Regions from separate parts of the Homo sapiens genome. Here all the other regions are linked to region 2. Evidence: chromatin loops called from intact Hi-C (ENCODE). Cell type or tissue: PC-9. All regions are shown on one strand. Each heading gives the region's core, and the rest is flanking DNA. Links, peaks and the distances in the headings are about the cores only. Region 1 overlaps PRKCG (protein kinase C gamma). Region 2 has its middle 32 kb from the start of CACNG6. Region 3 holds the start of PRKCG (protein kinase C gamma).

Region 1 (5,363 bases), core at 1,037-3,536, 120 kb after region 2:
GCGAGGGAGGGAGATGGGCCTTGAGGATGGGGGAGGCAGAGAGGGAGAGAGAATAGAAACAGAGGCAGAGAGCCCGAGAGGGGCAGAGGCACAAAGAGAGACAGGGCAGAGAGAGAAAGTCACGCCGAGACCTTGAGGCCGAGAAATCCAGGGACTCAGGTCTGGAGACTGAAGGAGACACAGAGACAGAGAGAGACAAAGAGGGAGAGAGACAGAGTTTAAGACCACCCCTCACCACCTAGGCGCAGAGATTCTGAGGCCTGGGAAGTGGAGAGGTCAGAGACCAGGAAGAGACAGAAAGAGACAGGGGGACGCCCAGAGGCCTGGGGCTGAGAGATGCTGAGACCCAGAGACCTTGAGCTTGGAGAAGAGACAGAGACAGAGGCAGAGAGAGAGAGACAGAGAGACAGAGAGAGACAGAGAGAGACTCTGAGAAGGAGAGACAGCAGGGACAATCCTGGGGGTCCCCTGACGAGGACTGGGGCTCTAGCCAGGCCTGGGGCGGAGCCTGGGGTCTGGACGGCTGCAGGAAGCGGGAGGGGGCGTCCCGGGCCGGGGTCCCTACAGCAGCGGGCGGGCGCAGAGCGGAGTCGGGTCCTGCAGCCGCCGCGGAGCCAGGAGCCGGGCCACCCCCCCCCCCCGCCGTGATGTCAGCGGGGCCACTCTTAAAGGGGCAGGCCGCCCGCCGAGGGTCGGAGCGGGGGCTGGGGCCTGCGGGCACTGGATGGGGGTGTCGCGGCGGTGATGAGGGAGAGAGGGGCAGCCCCAGCATCCACCCGGACCGGGTCATGGAAACCCAGGAGACTGCAGGGAAGAAGACGTGCCCGGGTCCGCAAGGAAGACTGCGAAGCTTTGGGGCTCAGTCCCCTCCAAACACACAGACAAGGCACACCGCTCCACTGGTCTGGCCCTGACCGGAGACTACATTTCCCATCAGCCCTGGCGGCAAGGAGCCGCACTTGGGGGAAGGGTCTGCCGCGAGGCCTGCGGGGAAATGTAGTCCATCTGCACGGTCCCCGGCACTCCCCAGACTCTCAAGTGGGTCAAGGGAAAGAGGCCCAGAAGGCGCGTCTGCCTGCCGTGTGCCTCCGTCGCCGATTCCTAGGCTCTCGGGTTCTGGCTGTTTTTGGTTGCTCTGGCGTGGGGGTCTCTTCCTCTGATCAGGTCTCTAGGTCTCTCAAGAAGAGGCCAGACTGTGATCTCCCCGCTTGGGAAGGACTTCTCCCCGGTGTCTGAGCCTGGGGGTGCATGTGAGCTTGCGTGGCTGCTCTGGTGAACACGGACGCGCTGGGTCTCTGCGCGGGGGTCGCCACCTGGCACTCTCAGTGATCTCCGTGCCCCTCTCTCGCTGTGCACTGTCCACGTTGGTGCCCTCTGTGATATTTTCTCTCCCTGTCTCTGTCTGTCTGGGTCTCCTGCCTCTGTCTGCGCGCGCTTCTCTGCTTGCTCCCCTGCAGTGGGTGTCTCCCCTCTCACTTTGTGGGTCTCCGTGCTTTCCTTCTCTGTTTGTGTCTATGTACAGTCACTGTCCCGCCTCCACACCCCGTTCATTCTCCAAGCTTACAAGAAAATATCCAAACACTTCAGCATCAGCATCCCAAATTTATTCTCCAGCAGCTGTGGCCGGGTGGGAGAGGCTAAGGGAAGAGGAGGGGAGGAGGAGAGTCCCAGAGAGTGGCAGGCACTGGGGAGAGTTGGGGTGGGTCCGAGCCAGACAGGAGCCATGCACGGCAGGCGGGCTGCGGGGAGAAGTGATGGCTTCGGGATGGGGAAGTCTAGAACAAAAGCTGATTGGGAGCCTCTGGGGAAAGAATCCTCCATATATCCCAGAAATCCCCAGAGCACAGCAGCGGGACGTACTGGAGGAGGGGGGCACGCCTCCCACTCATCTAGAACTAGAGTGGAGGCGGGGAGCCTCGGAGGCCGAGGGCTGTTCTGGAACCTGAGTCTGGAACAGCCAACCCCGTGAGGCTATTTCCCCAGGGGCGGGGTCTGGGGGGAGGCACAGAACTACCAAGATGGAGTCTCGAACCCCATGGAGTTGGGGATGGTTAGTGGTGTGGTCTCTGGACCCGATTGGGGCAGAGTCCAGAACGCTAAGGTCAGGGAGAATATCGGGCTCCGCTCAAGTCTTGAACGCGGGACGGCTGTAGAGGCTGTATGGAGTTCAGAAGGCCAGGAACGCTTGGGAGGGGCGTCTAGAACCCGCGGGGGCAGAGCTGGAATGCTGGGGTGCAGGATCTAGAATGGGACAGGGGGTGGTGAAGTTGGGGGTGAAGTGGGGCTGCCGCCGGCACGGCGGAGGGGACGTTGGGGACACCTAGTGGCGGCGGGTGAGATTACATGACGGGCACAGGCACTGGGCTGGTGGGGCTGCGGGCATCCGGGTGCACGAAGTCGGGGTTCACGTAGGTGAAGCCCTGGAAATCGGCCTGGTCGATGCTGGCCAGGACTAGGCGGTCTGGAGGGGTCAGCGCTGGCGCCGCCCGCGTGAAGAACTTGTCAAAGTTCTCGCCGCTGCGGCCACACTGTGGGAGACGTGGGGGAGGGAAAGTTAAGCAGCTCCGAGGGCTCCTCGGGTGTCCCTCTGTGTACCCCAGTCTCATCTCCTGTCTCCTGCAGAATCTCTATTCATGCTTCATGGTGTCTGCACCTCCTTTTGTTGGGGGCGGGGGGCTCTGCAGAGGGAACCCCACCCCCACATACAGGTATATTGAGGCCCAGGGGAACCCCACCCCTTCAGGGACCAGGTTTTTGTTGCCTGGAGGGTGACTGACCGGGCGGGGTCTGAAAGGAGGCGGGATCTCCAATCGTTCCAGCCGCTCCCAGTCAATCCAGCGGAAAAAGCCATGTGCACGGATGGTAGGTTCCCCATCAGGCCCTGAGCCCAGGCGCTTCCCTGGGTGCTTGGTCAGGAACTGTGGGAAACACAGAGAGAGACAGACAGACAAACAGACAGAGTGCCGGACAGGTAGACCCAGAGAAAGAGGGACAGAGACAGGCAGATGGAGGAACCAAGAGACACAGGCATGAGATCCGGAGAGATAAGAACAGCCAGGGGAAACAGGCAAATGGAGGGAGGAAGGGAAAAGAAAGGAGAGAGAGAGAGAAGAAAAGAAGAAGAAGAAGAAGAAGAAGAAGAAGAAGAAGGAGGAGGAGGAGGAGGAGGAGGAGGAGGAGGAGGAGGAGGAGGGAGGAGGAGGAGGAGGGAGACAGACAGAGAGCGAGACAGAGAGAGACAGAGAGGAGAGAGAGAGGAAGAGGGACAGAGAGAGAGAGAGACAGAGGGTGAGAGTGAGTGAGAGAGAGAGAGAGAGAGACAGGAAGAAGGAGAGGATACATGAAAATGATAGCAGATGAAATTCATACCCAGAGACCCAGGGACACACAGAGAAACAGAACAAATCATGAGGGAGATGGAGAAGAGGAGAGGGAAAAGGGGTAGGGGGAGAGAGGGAAGGGGAGAGAGGGACGGGGAGAGGGAAGGGTAGGGGGAGGGAGGGAAGGGGAGAGTGAAGGACAGAGGGAGGTCGGTAGGGGGAGGGAGGGAAGGGTAGAGGAGATGAAGGGGAAGAGGGAGGGAATGGGGGAAGAGAGGTTGCAGACCCAGAGAAAAGGGGAAATAGAAATTCAGAGGGTGGTACAGAGACCCCAGGTAAGAAGGCAGAAACTCAGAGAAGGGAGGAGACAGAGGAGACCCAGGGGGACAGAGATTCAGAAAGAGAGAAGGATAGAGACCCAGGAAACACACACCCAGAGGGAGGAATAAAGACCAAATATGGGGACAGAGACCCAGAGAAAAGGGAGGACAGAAAGCCAGCAGGAGAGGAGGGTGAGATGTAGCGTGTGTGTATGAGAGTGGACACAGGAGGGGACAGAGATGGGGGGTAGGGGGGTTGGACAAAGGCCCAAAAGTGTAGACAGAGATGCAGAAGGAGACACAGAGAAAAGGAAGAAACACAGAGAGCCCCATCGTATGCAGATGGAGGGGAGGCATGAGACAGAAACCAGAGAGACTGTCAGGGAGATGCAGAGAGAGCAGCTAGACGCAGAAGGTGCTGACATGGGCTGAAAATCTGCTATGGGCCAGGTGCTTTCTTCTGTGTCAACTCCATAACCCCTGAAGAGAGTTAAGCTCACAAAGTTTTGGTGACTCACCCAAGTTCACACAGGAAGAAAAGCTGCAGAAGTTGGGTTTACCTGACCCACCCAGTTCTAGACAGACAGACACCCTGGACTTTCAGCACTTCCTGCAAGCAGGGAGCTGGGGAGTGGGAGTCACAGAGAAGGATGAGACAGAGGCCATCTCCAGGCCTCGTGGCAACAGGGCTGGAAATCATTGTTCTAACAAAACCTATGCATCATATCAACTTTTCCAACAGATGGAAGTAAAGTGACTTCAGGAATGGGAGCATTTTTCTAATAGGCACAGAGACAGCAATGGGGTGTGTGGTTGTGAGCCTGGAGAAGCTGGGAGTCAGGGGGCTCTCACCCCCTTGCAGATGGCCACGGCTTCCCGGGAAAGCGACTTGGGGTAGGTGACAGTTTGTTCCATGATGGCCTGAAACAGCTCCTCCTCGTCCTCCCCATCGAAGGGAGGCTATCAAAGTGGAGGGGATAGAGAGTCAGGGACATGCCCAACTGCCTTTCCCCAAACCTTCCACACCCTCCTCACCCCACCGGGAACATGCCTGACCCATCACACGCCCCACATGCACACCTGACCACACCCTCAGGAGAGATCAGACCAAACCACCAAAGCTTGATCTCTCTCCTTCTCAGGTTCTCTCATTTCCTATCTCGGATGCCTCAGATCTGTGCATCTCTGTACTATTCTGCCTCTCTTTATCTGCTATGTAAATCAGCAGGCTGTTAATTATGCAACATGTCAGTTAAATAGAAGAGAGGAAAAACTGCAGGAAACACCCTAAAAGCATTCTCCTGGTTGGATGAGTAGTTCACAGTCTTCTGAGGTTACAAAAAATGATACCAAGGCAAAGATTTAGAGATGGGGTTTCATCATATTGGCCAGGCTGGTCTCAAACTCCTGACCTCAAGTGATCTGCCCACTTCGGCCTCCCAAAGTGCTTGGATTACAGGCGTGAGCCACCATGTCCGGCCAAATTTTTTTTTAACTTCTAACTAAAATTTAGCATTCCCTTCAGTTATGAATGCAGGCAGCAGCAGTGCTTGTGGCTTCATTATCAATAGTAATCACAGGTATTTTCTCATCACATGAGAGTTGCAGATATTCCAAATTATTAGTCATTGCTACATCAAAATTACTGTTAGAGCTCCTTTTTACTTTACTACCATTAGAACTTACTACTTAATGAATTAATAAGAAATTGCACATATGTCCA
Region 2 (6,058 bases), core at 1,782-4,281:
TTCCTTAAATAACCACTAGCAGTGGGCGTGAGTTTACCTAACTGGGCTAAAGGTGTTTAAACTTCAGTGTGCATCAGAATCACCTGGAGGACTTGTCAAACCATAGGTTGGAGAGGAGGAGAAAGGAAAAGCTCACCTTCAGAGTTTCTGACTGATTCAGTAGGTCTGGGGTGGGGCTCAAGAATTTGCCTTTCTGACGAGCTCCCAGGTGATGCTGACGCTGCTGGTTCAGGGACCACACTTTCACAACCAGCACGTCACTAAGCCTTAGACTAATCAAGATTCATGCCTGAAACTAGAAAAGGGCCAAGTCTCCAAGGAACAAGGGTGGCCAACTGACACCTGAACAAAATCAGGGTTCTCGGCTGGGTGCGGTGGCTCAGGCCTGTAATCCCAGCACTTTGGGAGGCTGAGGTGGGCGAATCACGAGGTCAGGAGTTTGAGACCAGCCTGACCAACATGGTGAAACCCCGTCTCTACTAAAAATTCAAAAATTAGCTGGGTGTGGTGGCGAGCACCTGTAATCCAGCTACTGGGGAGGCTGAGGCAGGAGAATCACTTGAATCTGGGAGGTGGAGTTTGCAGTGAGCTGAGATTGCACCACTGCACTCTAGCCTGGGCGACAGAGCAAGACTGCATCTCAAGAAACAAAAACAAAAACAAAATCAGGATTCTCTTAGCAGAGAAGATTTTGGATTTTGAGAAACACCTGTCCCTTATATCGTACGATGACTTTTCTCTTATTTTTTCTGATCTTAATATAATTATATCAGCTTCCTGGAGAAGTTCCTCCACCACATTTTCTTACTTGTTCATTTTTCTTCAGCTGTATCAATTCTGCCTTTTTTTTTTTTTTTTTTAAAGAGACACGGTCTCACCATGTTGCCCAGACTGGTCTCGAACTCCTGGTCTCAAGTGATCATCCCACCTCAGCCTCTCAAAGTGCTGGGATTACAGGCGTGAGCCACGGCACCCACCCTACTGCCTATTCTGTTAGAGGATAATGTTATATATTTTTTACCATCATGTATTTTTATACTTTTTATTTCCATAAGCCTCTTGCTTTATGGAAAATTGTTCTTGTTTCATATTGCTAATATGTGTCCTTTTTTAGTATGTTTCTTTTTTTTTCTTTTTATTTTTTGAGACAGGGTCTTGCACTGTCACACAGACTGGAGTGCAGTGGCACAATCATAGCTCACTGCAGCCTTGACCTCCCAGGCTCAAGCAATCCTCCTGCCTCAGCCTCCCAAGTAGCTGGGGCCACAGGTGTGCACCACCACACTGGGCTAATTTTTTTTTTTTTTTTTTTGTAGAGATGGGAATCTCACTATGTTGCCCAGGCTGGCTTTGTTAAGAAGTACATTTCTTATGCTAATTATAAATTCTTGATCTATCTGACACCTCCTCCCCCGAAAAAAACACTCTCATTGCTTCACCACACCAAGCAACTGACAAAGCTTTATATTCAAGTCCTCAGGGAGAACATCCAGTTTTAAAACACAGCTGCAAGTTGTTAGACATTCTCTCTTCTTTTTTTTTTTTTTTTTTTGAGATGGAGTTTCGCTCTTGTTGTCCAAGCTAGAGTGCAATGGCACGATCTCAGCTCACTGCAACCTCCACCTCCCAGGTTCAGGCAATTCTCCTGCCTCAGCCTCCAGAGTAGCTGGGATTACAGGCACCCGCCACCATGCCTGGCTAATTTTGTGTGTGTGTGTGTGTGTGTGTGTGTGTGTGTGTGTGTGTGTGTGTGTATTTTTAGTAGAAACGGGGTTTCACCATGTTAGCCAGGCTGGTCTCAAACTCCTGACCTCAGGTAATCCACCTGCCTCGGCCTCCCAAAGTGCTGGGATTACAGGCATGAGCCACCGCGCCCAGCTGACATTCTCCCTTCTACAGGTGCAGTCTATAGCTCCTTGCTCTGAAATATTGGTGAGTCCCTGACTGCTTCGGCTGATAGAGTCAGAATAGACACCGTCTCTACATTTAACAAATAAACTAAAAATTATCCAGGCATGGTGGCATATGCCTGTAGTTCCAACTATTTGGGAGGCTGAGGCAGGAGGATCTCTTGAGTCCAGGAGGTCAAGGCTGCAGTGAGCTATAATTACACCACTGCACTCCAGCCTAGAGGCAACTTCTGAGTCTAGATCATAAAAGGTGATTCACCTTCTGCCTTGTTTGCTGAACCAAACGTCATGCAGGAAGTCTGCCTGTCCTGAGACCACCATGCTGTGAGGAAGCCCAAGTCACACAGAGAGGCCACGTGTGGGCACTCGGGTCAGCTGTCCTCCAGCTGCGCACAACCGTGGAGTCATCCAGCCCAGACACCGGACGTATGAGTGAAGACGCTCCCAGATCTTCCAGATAATTCCGGCACCCTCCATTCCAGTCTTTGCAGCTGAGGCTGCAGATAAAACCACCCTTGCTGTACTCTGTCCAAATTCTTGACTGCTAGAATCTACGAGTATAAATAAACTATAGCCGGGCGTGGTGGCTCACACCTGTAATCCCAGCACTTTGGGAGGCTGAGGCAGGCGGGTCACCTAAGGTCAGGAATTCAAGACCAGCCTGGCCAACGTGGTGAAACCCCGTCTCTACTAAAAATACAAAAATTAGCTGGGCGTGGTGGCTCGTACCTGTAATCCCAGCTAGCAGGGAGGCTGAGGCAGGGGAATCCCGCTTGAACCCGGGAGATGGAGGCTGCAGTGAGCCAAGATCGCACCACTGCACTCCAGCCTGGACGACAGAGCGAGACTCTGCCTCATAAAAGGAAGGAAGGAAGGAAGGAAGGAAGGAAAGAAGGAAGGAAGGAAGGAAGGAAGGATGGATGGATAAATAGCAGTTGTTTTTTGCCACGAAGTTTGGGGTGACTGGGTGTAAGTCAGCAGGTAACCAGAACAGAGAAGCTGCCCTGAGAGAGGGCAATTGTCCTAATTTAAAGGGATGACGCCTTTCGTTCCGTGGCCCCAGCTCTAGGTCCAAGTTGTTGCTGTCATTTTCGCCGCTAGGTGGCGGCTCATGACTGTTTCCAGCCAACGGCGGGGCAGCAAGAGGGGATGTCAATTTCTCTCCCAGCCTCGCCAGCTGATGGGGCCTTCAGCCTGGTGCCTAGTACATCAGTTAAGCACGGTGATTATTATTTCCTTGCAGAAACCCAACCTCACCCTACCTCTCCGCACGCTCATACCCTCGTTTCCAGCCTCAAGCCTTTTGCTGGAGTCCATGAAGCCCCGCAGAGAGGCTGCAGACACGGGGGCGCCTTAGCCCAGTTCCAGAGACCCTAGTTCAGCCTGCAGCTTGAGAAGGAAGTGGGGAGCTGGGGAGGCCACGCTCCCTCCGCTCCGGTCTTCTACCCCAGGGCTGGTCTTTCGCTGACGCTTCAGGAAATGAAACGCAGTACATTGCAACATCATGCACTGTTTCCCCCCCTACAATATGAAATTTAATTTTTTTAAGCATTACTGATTTATTTTTTAGGGCAAATAAAAATTGTATGTACTTATGGTGTACAACATGATGTGCTGAAATAGTATACGTTGTGAAAAGGCTAAATTGAGCTAATTTACATGTGCATTGCCTCACATTTATCATTTTTGTGTGTGTGGTAAGAACACTTACAATCTACTCTCTTAGGAAGGCTCAAGAACACAGCACATCCGTGTTAACTAAAGCCCCTCTGTTGCAGCATCATCCTCTTAAAGCCCATCCCCTCCTGGGCTTCCCTCACTGTGAGTCTGCAGCTGACACCACAAAAATTCAGGCCATCAAGTTCTAACTCATAAAATAGAATTACCATGGGATCCAGCAATTCCATTTCTGGGGAGATACCCAAAAGAATTCCAAGCAGGATCTTGAAGAGATATGTATGTATGTATGTATGTATTTTTTGAGACGGAGTCTCACTCTGTCAGCCAGGCTGGAATGCAGTGGTGCGATCTCAGCTCACTGCAACCTCTGCCTCCTGGGTTTAAGTGATTCTGCTGCCTCAGTCTCCCGAGTAGCTGGGACTACAGGCACCTAACACCATGCCCAGCTAATTTTTGTATTTTTAGTAGAGATGGGGTTTTGCCATGTTGACCCGGGTGGTCTTGAACTCCTGACCTCAGGTGATCCACCCTCCTCGGCTTCCCAAGCCAAGGATTACAGGCATGAGTCACTGCCCCCAGCCTATCTGTGTATTTATTTTTGAGACAGGGTCTCTCTCTCTGTTGCCTGGTGAGTAATACAGTAGTGTGATCTTGGCTTACTTATTGCAGCCTCGACCTCCTGGGCTCGAGCGACCTTCTCACTTCAGCCTCCTGAATAGTTGGGACTACAGGCATGCACCACCAAGCCCAGCTACTTTTAATTTTAATTTTATTTTATTTTACTTTTGTAGAGACAGGGTTTCACCATGTTGCCTAGGCTAGTCTTGAACTCCTGGGCCCAAGTGATCCACCCTCCTTGGCCTCCCGAAGTACTGGGATTACAGGCGTGAGCCACCACGCTCGGCCGGAAGAGATAATTTATACGTTGATGTTCTTAACAGCATTATTCACAAAAACCAAGAAATGGAAGCAATGTAAGTGCCATCAATGAATGAATGTGTAAAGAAAGTGTGGGATCTACATAAATGGACAAGCATTCAGCCTCTGAAAGGAAGGAGATGCTGACATGTACCTGTGGGAGGCCAACACTTGTTACCAAGAGACCTGATCAGTGAAGAACCTTGAACAGCCACCCCGGAATGACTTCTGGTTTGGGGCTTTCAAAGAGTGGGTGACAGTGTGGCCCTTGCCTTCATCAGCCTTGAATCCGCGAGGAGCTGAGCACGGGATCGTGGTCTGAGAATCAGGGGAAAGACTCCTGGGCAGCTTCCCTGTTCTGAGCAAGCTACTCCCCTTCCCTGGAACTGTCTTATGTATCCAGTGATTTCACAAATATTTGTCGAGCACGTACTATGGACCAGGCATTTTGAAAAGACTGTTACTGTTGGCTGGGTGCGGCGGCTCATGCCTGCAATCCCAGCACTTTGGGAGACCGAGGCTGGCGGATCATGAGGTCAGGACTTCCAGACCAGCCTGACCAACATGGTGAAACCCCATCTCCACTAAAAATACAAAAATTAGCTGGGCGTGGTGGTGGACGCGTGTAGTCCCAGCTACTTGGGAGGCTGAGGCACGAGAATCACTTGAACCCGGGAGGCAGAGGTTGCAGTGAGTTGAGGTCACACCACTGCACTCCAGCCTGGGCGACAGAGCAAGACTCCATCTGAAAGAAAAAAACAACAAACTGTAGATTGTAACAAGAGACATGCTAGAAATCAAGAGGGATGCACTATAACACAATGAGTGTATGGGAGGTGGGTCTTTCCTTTGCAAAGTGGGTAAGGGAAGACTTGGATGAAAATATGTTGAAGCTGAGAATTAAAAACAGTGTAAGTATCCAGCCATGAGAAATGCAAAGAGAATGACACTTCAGGCAGAAGGCACAGCGCAGGCAAAGGCCCTGGGGCAGGAGCAAGCCTGGCCAGTACTAGTTCCAAGAATGGACACAGGCCAGCGTGGCTGAGGCAAAGTGAGCCGGCTAGAGCACAGCAGGAGAAGGGAGGTGCTAAGCCCGGATCATGCAGAACTTTGCAAGTTGTGATAAGAAGTTTGAATGTGGGGCCGGGTGCAGTGGCTCACGCCTGTTACCCCAGCACTTTGGGAGGCCAAGGCGGGGCAGATCACGAGGTCAGGAAATCAAGACCATCCTGGCTAACACGGTGAAACCCCGTCTCTACCAAAAATACAAAAAATTAGCCAGGTGTGGTGGTGGACGCCTGTAGTCCCAGCTACTTGGGAGGCTGAGGCAGGAGAATGGCGTGAACCCGGGAGGCGGAGCTTGCAGTGAGCTGAGATCGCACCACTGCACTCCAGCTTGGGCGACAGAGCGAGACTCCGTCTCAAAAAAAAAAAAAGAAGTTTGAATGTAGCTGGGCCCAGTGGCTCATGCCTGTCATCCCAGCACTTTGGGAGGCCGAGGCAGGAGACCAGCCTGACCAACATAGAGAAACCTCATCTCTACTAAAAAT
Region 3 (5,655 bases), core at 141-2,640, 140 kb after region 2:
AAAGAGCGAAAACCGAAATATCTTCAGACGCAGCCCAGGAAGCAGCAACTTGGGCAGAAGTGAGTCTGGGGGCGCTGCTGCCGGCCCGCCCCCCACCCTGACTCACTCTGTTCTCAGCAGTAGCAGCTGGTGCTCAAGGACTCGCCCCCCTCTCCCGCCCCCCAGAACTGCCGGCCCCGCCCGGCCCCCACTCGCCCATTGGTGACCCCACCCGGCCTGCCCCTGCCTAGGACGGCTGGTGTTGTCATGGCGACGGCAGCCTGGGGTGGGGGGGGGCTCTGACTTTGCATCTCCAGCCCCCTCCCCCTTCCCCCCTTCAGCTCCCCTTTTCCAAATCTCCATGTTCCCATGGCAACAGATTCTCCAAATATCTGTCCCCACCTGGAGCCGGCCGAGGGAGGGGCCCCCAGCACCACCTCCGCGGTGGCCCCACCATCAAAGCTCCCTCCCCACCACAGGCTGTGTCTCTGCCACACCCCCCGCCCCGGGCTCCCCCGCGCCTCTCTGGGGACCAGAGAACACGTGTGTCAAGCAGCCTCAGCTGTGGGGCCCCAGCCTCCACCCTCCTGAGGGTCCCAGGAGCCCCGGTCCCCAGCTCTTACCTTGACATTGCAGGCCCTGCTTTCCGATACCCCTGGAAGAGTCAGGGATCCTAGGTCAGTGCAGAAAGGGGTACCTGGACCCCCAACCTCTGCGAGCCACAGGGGGCCTGCGCTCTCTGACCCTCCTCCCGCAGGGCCCAGGTGTCCAAGCCCCGGCCACCTCCTCTTTCTAGAACCCAGAAATTTTGGCCCCCAGCCCTTCTTCCCTTAGACTGGAGTTCAGCCCCCAGTTTCTTCCTCCTTCAGACCCAGGAATCCAGGCTCCCAGCCCCCCAGGCCCTTCCTCCCTCAGACCCAAGACTCCAGGACCTCTGTCCTCCAGCCTCCTCCTCCCTCGGACCCAGCACTCCAGGAACCAGCCTCCTCCTCACTGAAACCCAGGAGTCGAAGCTCCCAGCGTTCCCTGGCCATCCTAGAACCTGGGAGTCGGGACTACAGCCCCCTCCTTCTTCCTTCCACAGGGGTCGGCGTGATAGGAGTCTGCACCCCTAGTCCCCTCGTCCCCCAGTCCCCCAGCCCCCTTCCCTCACCAGATGAAGTCGGTGCAGTGGCTGCAGAAGGTGGGCTGCTTGAAGAAGCGAGCGGTGAACTTGTGGCTCTTGACTTCGTGGACCACCTTCTGCCTCAGGGCCCCCTTTCTGCAAAACAGGGGCCGGGGTCCCCCCTCTGAATCGCCTACGCCGGGGCCCAGACCAGCCATGGCCCCAGAAACGTAGCAGGGACCAGGATCCTGCCTTTCTTGGGGGAAACAGGTGGAAGGGAGAGGAGCTGGAGACTCGAAGGATCAAAGGAGCCACAGGGAAATTCCGAGGTGGGCAGGAGAGGGGCAAGGCACCTCCAGGTGCGGAGCGCGCCAGGCAGGGAGCGGCACCCCGGGCGCGCCGGCTCCGCCAGGGGGAGCGGGCGAGTGGGGAGGAAGAGCCAAAGGCAGGGGCGCCGGCAGCCGGAGGCACGGGCGGCGGCGGTGGGAGCTCCAGCTCCGGCACCTGCTGAAATGTGGGAGCCCCGGGTTGGGGGAGGCGTTGCCAGGACGACCGAGAGGGCGGGGTTTCGGCTTAAAGGCGCTCCCCTCCCGGAGACACGGGACAAATGTCCTCCCTCCCCGCCCCCCACACGTGCACACACCCACTCCGGGGGCTGGCTGGAGGGAGGGGCATCCTCTGAGCCTGGCTCCCCCCCACCACCCTGCAATCTGTCATCCTGCCCCGCGTTCCTCCCCCACTAGGGTGCCTCGTGTGTCCTGTGGGCGCCCTGGGGTCCCTGTGTCTGACCCTGCCCCTCTCCTTCCTTCAACAAACTTTATGCTCCACGCTAGGGGTCCAGCAGTGGACAGGCAGGGCGCTAAGGTTCTCACTTTCTCCGATGCCGGCTGAGTCTTTATTTCCTCCCCTGGCCTCTCCATTATTTGTGTAGCTCTCTGCCTGCGTGTGTCTTTCTTGTGACCTCTGTCCCTCTCCCTCTATTCCTGGAGCGAGCTTTCTCGATGTGTCTCTGTTTCTGCCTCTCAGTGGATCTGTTTTCTTTTCCCTGTCTCCGAGAAATGCTGTTTCTATTTCTTTCTATTTCTCTATTTCCTCTGCTGTGTGTCTCCATCTGTATCTGTCGCCATCTCTGGGTCTTGGTGTCGTGGTTCTTCTCGGGGTCTTGGTCTGCCTCACTGTGAATCAGTCTCCCTCTGTCTCTCCCTCTACGTCTGATAAATTCTTCCGCCTCTGTCTCCCTGAGTTTGTTTCTTTCCCTGTCTTTGTCTCTCTGGCTCTGTGAATCTCTATTCTCTCTCAGGCTGTGACTCTGTCTCCCCCTCCCTCTGCAACTTGATCTCTTTGGGAGTCCGTCTCTGTCTTCCTCTCTGGGAGTCACTCTCTAAATGCTTGCCCCTGTCTCTCCCTCTCTCTCCTCACCTCCACCCGTCTTTATAAATGCCTTTGTCTCTGTCTCTCTCCCTTCCTCCGGTTCTGCAACTCCGTCTCTGTTTTTGTTTGTCTCTTCCTATATCTCTCTGGTTCCATCTGTTTCTCTGTACTTGTCCCTCTCTGGCTCTGTTGATCTCTCTCTCTCTCTCTGATGCTAGGGGGGTCTCTCTCCTGTCTATGACTCAGTCTCTCTCTCCCTCTTCTCTTCTCTGTCTCTGTCCCTTTCTCTCTGACCCAATCTCTCTCCCTCTTCTCTTCTCTGTCTCTGTCTCTGTCCCTTTCTCTCTGACCCAATCTCTATTTGTCTCTCTGGCTCTATGAATCTCTTTCTGTTTCTGGGGATCTCCCCGTCCCTCTGTGTCTGTGATTCACTCTCCCTGTGTCTCTGGCTCTCTGAATCTATTCATCTCTCTGACTCTCTGAATCTGTGTCTCTGGCTCTATGAATGTCTATGTCTCTCTGACTCTGAATCTGTGTCTCCGGCTCTATGAATGTCTCTCTATGTCTCTCTGACTCCCTGAATCTGTGTCTCTGGCTCTATAAATCTATGTCTCTCTGACTCTGAATCTCTCTGTGTCTCCGGCTCTATGAATGTCTCTCTATGTCTCTCTGACTCTGAATCTCTCTGTGTCTCTGGCTCTATGAATCTCTATGTTTCTCTGACTCTGAATCTCTCTGTGTCTCTGGCTCTATGAATGTCTTTCTATGTCTCTCTGACTCTCTGAATCTCTGTGTCTCTGGCTCTATGAATCTCTATGTCTCTATGAATCTCTGTGTCTCTGGCTCTATGAATCTCTTTCTATGTCTCTCTGACTCTCCGAATCCCTCTGTGTCTCTGGCTCTATGAATCTCTCTGTTTGTCTCTTTGGCTCTGTGAATCTCTGTGATTCAGGCTCTCTGAATCTCTCTATATGTCTATGAATCTCTCTGTGTCTCTGGCTCTATGAATGTCTCTCTATGTCTCTCTGACTCTCTGAATCTCTGTGTCTCTGGCTCTATGAATCTTTCTATGTCTCTCTGACTCTCCGAATCTGTGTCTCTGGCTCTATGAATCTCTCTGTTTGTCTCGTTGGCTCTGTGAATCTCTGTGATTCAGGCTCTCTGAATCTCTCTATATGTCTCTATGAATCTCTCTGTGTCTCTGGCTCTCTGAATCTCTGTCTCTGGCTCTAGGAATCTCTGTCGAGGGTCTCTAGATAGAGACTTCCCTCTCTGTGTCTCTGTGATTCAGTCTCTCTCCCTCTTCCCTTTTCTGTGTCTCTCTCTCTGTCCCCTTCTCTGACCCACTCCATGTGTCTATCTGGCCCTGTGAGTCTCTCTCCATCTCTGAGGTCTCTCCCTCTCTCCCTGTGTCTCTGTGATTCAGTCTCTCTCCCTCCTGTCTTTTCTATGTCTCTGTCCTCTGTCCTCTTCTCTGACCCACTCTACGTGTCTCTCTGGCCCTGTGAATCTCTCTGTCTTTGAGGTCTCTCCCTCCCTCTAAGTGTCTCTGTGATTCAATCCCTGTCTCCCTCTCTCTAGATCTCGCTGGCTTCGGCATCCTCTCTGTGCGCCCCCTCTCAGGAAAGGGGTCTCTCCAAGGGCCGGCGCGGTCAGTCTCTTCCGGCCTCCACACCTCTTGGTCGCTCTACCCGCGTCCCCGCCTCTCTCTGGTCGGGCTCTGCGCCTCCCCGGCTCGGGAGCGCTTCCCAGTCCCCGCTCCCGGGAGACCCTCTCTGTTGCCAGGGGCAACCACGGCCCGCCCCGGGCTGCGGGCGCAGTGCATTCTGGGACTGGTAGTCCGAGCCTGCGGACCAGCCACTCTCGGGACACGACCGAGAACTCCGCCTCCCGGCGTGCCCCGCGAGGCTGGGCGGGACGCTGCGGCGGCGCCTGGGAGGGACTCTGGACGCCCAGCTTACCTTCTCTGGGACTTTTCAGGGGTTCGGGGCGGGTTTCCTGGGATTCCCAAAGCCGAAGGGAAGGTGGGGGAATCCGAGTCCTCTTGTAACCACTCTCCCTAAATGTGGAGTCCACTGGCCTTCCAGCCACCTCCAGGTGACCTAGGGCGAAGGATAGGCGGCGGGGATGGCCCCGAAACCGACCTAGGAATCCCACCACGTTCTAGTCCAGTGTCCTTGAGTTCTTTCCCGAGTTAACCAACGTATCACCCCAGAGTTCTATAGCTGTTCTTTCGGATGCCTTCCAGAAGGGATTCAGGCATGGGATGGGAGAGAAGGGTGGGCGAGGCGTCCTTTAAGAAGACAGCGATGGAGTGGGTTGGAGCTCAAGAGTGGACGCTGCAGAAATGAAAAGGAGGCCTTTCCTCATCCAACGACAGTGTGTGCCCCAGCTGGCCTTTCCTTCTCCCCTTCCAGGGGAACCCTTCCCTCCCTTGCGGTATCTCTCCCCAATTGCTTTTGCGGATGTAGATGCAGATAGCGGGTTCTGTGATCATCGAATTTTCTTTAAAACTTTTTTTTAAATAGAGACGAGGTCTTGCTGTGTTGCCCAGGCTGGTCTTGAACTCCTGGGCTTAAGCGATCCTCCCGCCTTGTCCTCCCAGTGTTGGGACTACAGGCGTGAGCCTCCGCGCCGGCTGATCATGGAATATATATATATATATATATATATATATATATATATATATATTTTTTTTTTTTTTTTTTTTTTTTTTTTTTCAGACGGAGTCCCGCTCTGTCTCCCAGGCTGGAGTGCAGTGTGGCGCGATCTCGGCTCACTACAACCTCCGCCTCCCAGGTTCAAGCGATTCTCCTGCCTCAGCCTCATGAGTAGCTGGAACTACAGGTGCCCTCCACCACGCCCGGCTAATTTTTGTATTTTTAGTAAAGACGGGGTTTCACCATGTTGGCCAGGATGGTCTCGATCTCCTAACCTCGTGATCCACCCGCCTCAGCCTCCCAAAGTGCTGGGATTACAGACGTGAGCCACCCGCCGGGCCTGATCTGGGAATTTTGTAGGGCTTATATTTATTTGTGTATTTGTGATTCTCCTGAGGTCCGGGAAATATGTAGGCGGAGGATTACCTAGGTGCCCAGGCAAGAGACTGAAGGCACAAACTGTTTCAGTATAATAAACAAAATAGTTAGAATAAGAATAGTCATAATACAAATTAGATGTAGAGATGATCATGGACAATT

The links. Hi-C counts contacts between places; a loop is a spot of excess contacts. Peaks named below come from ENCODE experiments on the same cell type or tissue, not always from the same donor. Only the 100,000 strongest peaks of a DNase experiment are listed, where the experiment ranks them.
Region 1: a loop joins it to region 2, with 6 times the contacts of the local background. A loop is called at or near these places in 71 of 110 quality-filtered maps.
Region 3: it touches region 2 in a loop (5-fold over the local background); 4 of 110 quality-filtered maps call a loop at or near these places.

What each region holds. Positions count from the first base shown.
Region 1 is chr19:53,903,872-53,909,234 of GRCh38, reverse strand. PRKCG (protein kinase C gamma) reads right to left here. Exons shown (of 18, transcript NM_002739.5): 16 at 4,493-4,600; 17 at 2,778-2,918; 18 at 1,583-2,528. The coding sequence ends at 2,340. Among named protein-coding and RNA genes, the nearest start is that of CACNG7, 2.7 kb to the left of the region's middle. RefSeq lists an enhancer at 1,331-1,872. In PC-9, for the core only: CTCF peaks have their summits at 2,058 and 2,257; no DNase peak of the experiment used is centred there.
Region 2 is chr19:54,021,033-54,027,090 of GRCh38, reverse strand. No RefSeq gene overlaps it. Among named protein-coding and RNA genes, the nearest start is that of CACNG6, 32 kb to the right of the region's middle. RefSeq lists a silencer at 4,099-4,302. In PC-9, for the core only: CTCF peaks have their summits at 2,803 and 3,011 (motif pointing right); DNase peaks (open chromatin) are centred at 2,180 and 3,010.
Region 3 is chr19:53,878,142-53,883,796 of GRCh38, reverse strand. It overlaps PRKCG (protein kinase C gamma), which reads right to left and starts at 1,600. Exons shown (of 18, transcript NM_002739.5): 1 at 1,133-1,600; 2 at 603-634. The coding sequence starts at 1,302. RefSeq lists an enhancer at 597-1,148. In PC-9, for the core only: a CTCF peak has its summit at 1,480 (motif pointing right); a DNase peak (open chromatin) is centred at 1,586; H3K4me3 peaks cover 1,958 bases.